2 separate regions of the Homo sapiens genome follow, and region 2 is linked to region 1. The links are chromatin loops, found by intact Hi-C in ENCODE. Cell type or tissue: B cell. All regions are shown on one strand.

Evidence for each region. Hi-C counts contacts between places; a loop is a spot of excess contacts. Peaks named below come from ENCODE experiments on the same cell type or tissue, not always from the same donor. Only the 100,000 strongest peaks of a DNase experiment are listed, where the experiment ranks them.
Region 2: it touches region 1 in a loop (3-fold over the local background); 1 of 110 quality-filtered maps calls a loop at or near these places.

Annotation. Positions count from the first base shown.
Region 1 is chr13:28,046,838-28,049,337 of GRCh38, forward strand. It overlaps FLT3 (fms related receptor tyrosine kinase 3), which reads right to left. Exons shown (of 24, transcript NM_004119.3): 9 at 1,438-1,606. Among named protein-coding and RNA genes, the nearest start is that of FLT3, 52 kb to the right of the region's middle. In B cell, no CTCF peak of the experiment used is centred here; DNase peaks (open chromatin) are centred at 1,164, 2,014 and 2,454; H3K4me3 peaks cover 1,123 bases; H3K27ac peaks cover 2,372 bases.
Region 2 is chr13:28,429,145-28,431,644 of GRCh38, forward strand. FLT1 (fms related receptor tyrosine kinase 1) reads right to left here. Exons shown (of 30, transcript NM_002019.4): 7 at 1,992-2,166; 8 at 906-1,023. Among named protein-coding and RNA genes, the nearest start is that of FLT1, 65 kb to the right of the region's middle. RefSeq lists enhancers at 743-1,142, 1,162-1,821. In B cell, no CTCF peak of the experiment used is centred here; a DNase peak (open chromatin) is centred at 967; H3K4me3 peaks cover 1,590 bases; H3K27ac peaks cover 2,410 bases.

The DNA of each region.
Region 1 (2,500 bases):
CACCCGCCTTGGCTTCATAAAGTGCTGGGATGACAGGTGTGACCCACCGAGCCCGGCCAATATAAAAATTATTAATAATATATTTTACATTCTTTTTTTCATACTAAGTCTTCAAAATCTAGTGTGTATTTTACAATTAGAGTACATCTCAATTTGGACCAGACACACTTCAAGCTCTCAATAGCCACATGTGGCTGGTGGCTACCGTACCGGACAGCACAGATCTAGACCTGTGATAGGAATCACCAAAGGTTCTCATTAAAAAAGCAGAGTCTGAGCGTTTTGCCCCAGTTTTGAGTCAGCATGTCTGGAATGGGAGCCAGGAATCCACATTTTAAACATTTGCTCAGATGATTCTTACACAGTTGTTCAACAGACCACATGCTGAGAAAGGATGATTTATTCTAGTCCATTGACTTGTTTGAAAGATAACATGTGCGTCTCAGTGTCTCATAGCCTAGTCCAAAACCATGTTCCATAGCATTAGTTTAAAGAGACAAGAGATGTCATAACTATAGAAGATATAGGGGAAAGTTGTTTTTTGTTTTCCAAAGAAGGAATGGAGAATTCCTCCCACAAGAGAATCTTTCGGCTGGGTGCAGTGGCTCACGCCTGTAATCCCAGCACTTTGGGAGGCCCAGGTAGGGTGAATCTCCTGAGCTCAAGAGTCCGAGACCAGCCTGCGCAACATGGCAAAACCCTGTCTCTACCAAAAATACAAAAAATTAGTCAGGTGTGGTGGTGTGCACCTGTGGTACCAGCTACTTGGGAGGCTGAGGTGGGAGGATCACTTGAGCCTGGGAGGTGGAGGTTGCAGTGAGCCAATATTGCACCACTGCACTATAGCCTAGGTGACAGAGTGAGACCTCATCTCAAAAAAAAAAAAAAAAAGAAAAAGAAAAAGAAAAGAAAATTTGTTGTTCTTAAAAAAAAGAATCTTGCATAGTTTCTCATACAAATCCCGAGGAAAACAACATTTTCCTTCAGCACTTACTATTGGGCTATTTCTGCATGTATTTTTTGAAAATTTAAATCAATACACCTATGAGTAATGTTTTTCTGTTTTTAAGGAGTTTTACTTCCTCAATCATCTGCAAATGTTTTAGGGGAGACTCAGTGTCCTACACACCGCACTCTCAAACAGGAAGTAAAAACTACCTTGTGACTCAGAAAATGCCAGAGAACCAGACTCAAACTAGACCAGACTAATACGGTTCTTTCTGTTTTCATGCAGCAGGTTATATTATCTAAAGTAATGGTAAGACTGCTACTGTATCCTCACATCTGCTTATTGTTTTCTTATCTCCAATTTCAACTCAATAATAGTTAAACTCATAAGTGAATTTGCTTCCATAAGTATAAAACTGTCCTTCTCAAGGGCGACAAGCAAGGAGAATTATGCTAAAAATGGTATCTTAGAGTCCTTTGTGGTCTCACCTGTATCCGTTATCAAGACCCTTTTGCTCACAAGGAAATGATTTTCGAGAGAAGGTCCACGTACATCTGATTTGTGGGTAGGCTTTAAACCTGACAGAAAAACAAAACTCTTCATATTGGTCAATTTCATAATCTTCACTTGAATTGGTAGCATTTATAAATCCCTTTTCTGTAAGAAAAAATAGGCATTTATGAGTTAGTTAATAATATTCATAGGGAAACGTATTGAGAAGATAAAATAAACTTGTATTCATCAGTTTAACACAGGAAAACTCAAGTGTTGGCATGCTGCAGGTCAGGTTGGATAATCCAAGTGAAAACCCAGGAGTCCTATCCCTAGTTCTAAGCCTGAGCTCATCATCTTTCGAAGTTAAGAAATGTTTAAAAAAAGAAAGAAGGAAAGAAAAAGAATGGGATGTAGATAATTGACTGTCTGGCCCCTGCTCTCAGCCAGCACCACTCTTCCATTGATGAGAGAGAGTAAAATAAACTCAAGGCACAAATAAAAGAGCGATCTGGCTAGCAATATTCACGAGGTTGCCTTATGGAACACTTCCTTATTAATCTGCTAAGAGCATCGCTGTATTTCTCGGCATTTTCATTATGGCTGAACGCTGTGCCCTAATCTGAGATTATTGAACTGTGGTTATTTTCAGATCCTACATACCCCACCAAAATTTCAGTGCATCTAAGGGCTTGTACTGTCTCTCAGTGCTCACTGCCCTAACAGTGCGGTTAGTTGGTTCTTAGAACTAGTATTTATTGTCCATTTTGTGTCAGGCTCTGTGTCAGGTTCTGGAACTACAAGGATAGAATGAGTTGTTCTTGTCCTTAAGAAACTTACAGTCTACTGGAGGATAAAAGTACACAAACAGATGGTCATATTACAATGTGTTATATGCAAAGACAGTGGCATTCAAGCGAGCCTGGTTTAACGGGAAAAGGAAGAGGGTGGGCAGATTATCTTTGCAAAGCTATTCTAACTCAGTTTCTTTCTTAGTGTTTGATAGTAGCATTATATTGAAATCAGAATTTGTACCACATACTTCACATTCCACACTAC
Region 2 (2,500 bases), 380 kb after region 1:
AAAAAAGATCATTTTTCTACTGCAATGGCATGAAGACATAGCACAAAGTTAAAATTTTCTCTTTAATTCCCTATTAAGTATTTGAGGGAACTGCAAACAAACACTGCCCTCATATGACATTGAAAGCCAAATCAGCTCTGGTTAGGGAGATTCTAAAATGGCGCCACATCCCTATTGTATGGATTGTTTTGCTAATCAGTTTTGTACTATACCCTTTGTTTAAAATGTAATGACTTGAGCCAAAGATATTGGCATTTAACAGTAATTTTGTAAAATGATTGCAGATCATAAACAGATTACATTGTTTTACATCAGGTGTTGTACCAGTGTTTTAAAAAACAACTGCTGAAGGAGGTTTTGAATATGTATCTTTCTAGCCAAAAAAAACTTAATTAGTTCAAATAGGCCCCATCGTCCCCCTCTTCAAATGAGTAAGTCTTGTCTCTATTAATGTTTGTTTAATTTTAAAACAGGACTGGAACTTTCAACCCAGCTGTATATAAAAGAATTATTTTCAGCATTCTCATTACAAGAGCCCACTTCTTCAGGGTTAATAGAGCATGTTACATATTCAAAATGCTTCCTAGTCATTGCTCAACACATCCCATTCAAAGAATGTTGACATCATAGGAAGGTTTAGAGATGCAGAAAGTTAGCCACAGTAAGAGACTAGACTGAAGCGAGCACTCAAACAAACCTCATCTCTCGCTTACCTTGCTACATTATTTCCTTTTCCCCAGCCCTTCTCACCTCCACCACCCAAGAATCTACAGAGTTCTGAGCTCTCTGGGGCTGTCTGAGGAACGTCTCTTGGTATTTTGTCAGGAATTCGAGTCATTAGGCTCTTGCAGCTTCCCACTTACAAAGTATGTCTTAAACTGTTATGGAAATAAGGATGGTCCTACCATACAACTTCCGGCGAGGGAAATGCCTTCACTTTCATAGAGAGCCGGTAAGACCGCTTGCCAGCTACGGTTTCAAGCACCTGCTGTTTTCGATGTTTCACAGTGATGAATGCTTTATCTTTGAAAGGAGAAGTGATACATACATTAGAAAAGAATAATTTCCATAAACAAAACCTTAGGGCCTCATTCAGGGAGGGTGTAATCAATGAGTAAATAAACAGAGCTGAATTATGATAGAGCCTATCAATGAGCCCAAATGTTGATCATGAATAGGATACTTTAAAAGCACTGTAATTGGTGAACGCCTTTCAAATCAAATGGTATCACGTCCTAGCCACATAAAACAGTGGCAGAGCAACAGAAAGTGAAACACCTTAAATATCTCTATCACAATAACAAAGAAGTGGGAAGATATTTCTAAAAATCTACCTGGCCACTATAAGCAAGGTGAGAAAAAGTTGCTCTGTACACCCTAAAACAACCAATTTGATATCAAAAATCAACTGGAGAAAGACAAAAGGAAATAAAGGCTACTGATAGAATTGTTCCATAGTTTCTGCCCTCCACACTGTTTCCTTTTCAGCAATGGAAATAAGGTCTTTAAGCATTTTCTTTATAGAATTTGCATACTGAAATTAAGCAACAGCATTAGGATTCCTTGAGAGTAAAAGCAGGAATAAAATAGCATTAATTCTAAATGATTTAGCATACCATATTTTTATTTCTCTAATTCATGGTAGTACCTGAGAAATTTTTCTTAGATAATAAAGATAAAACTCATCATCTTTTTCTGTTTTGTTTATACAGAACACTAAGAATTTCATAAATATATTAGGTTCTAACCGAATTATTAGCCATAATAAGCATCTAAAGAAAGGACTCTCTGTTCAATTCAAAAGTATTAAATGTAAAGAGTACTTAATGTGGTTTGCTTTTTGACAGGGGGAGGAGGGAACCATGGCCAAGCTGTATTCATTCATGATAATGTAACTCTTGGCCAACAGAAAACTGACTTATTTAGAGAACACAGACATCTACAATGATTAGAAAGCATAGCATGAGTTGGCAACGCTGAACTATGCTTACCATATATATGCACTGAGGTGTTAACAGATTTGAATGATGGTCCACTCCTTACACGACAAGTATAAAGTCCTTTGTCTTTGTTCTGCATTTTGTCAATAGTAAGAACACTGTAGAATATGTTGGCATGGGAATTGCTTTGGTCAATTCGTCGCCTTACGGAAGCTCTCTTATTTTTCTAGAAAGAAAATGTATAACAAATGTAGAAGGAGTGAGTGTTCATGCTTAAAGTTATATAGGATTTTAACATTTCTTAGATCATTAGTTCGACAACAGCTTCTGTTTTATACTAAGAATCATGTCAAATCCACCTAGAGCGTAATGTTTGGAAACTACATCTGTGTCTAGAGGTGCTTCAAATATGTAGCATAGCAGGATTTATTTAGCACTTAATTTTCTTCAAATACACTTTCACATATACTATCTCAATTGTTTGTCCCAACAACCTAATGAGATTGGCAGGCTGACTGCCCTTTTAGTGATGAAAAAACTGAAGGAAGTGATACCCTGGC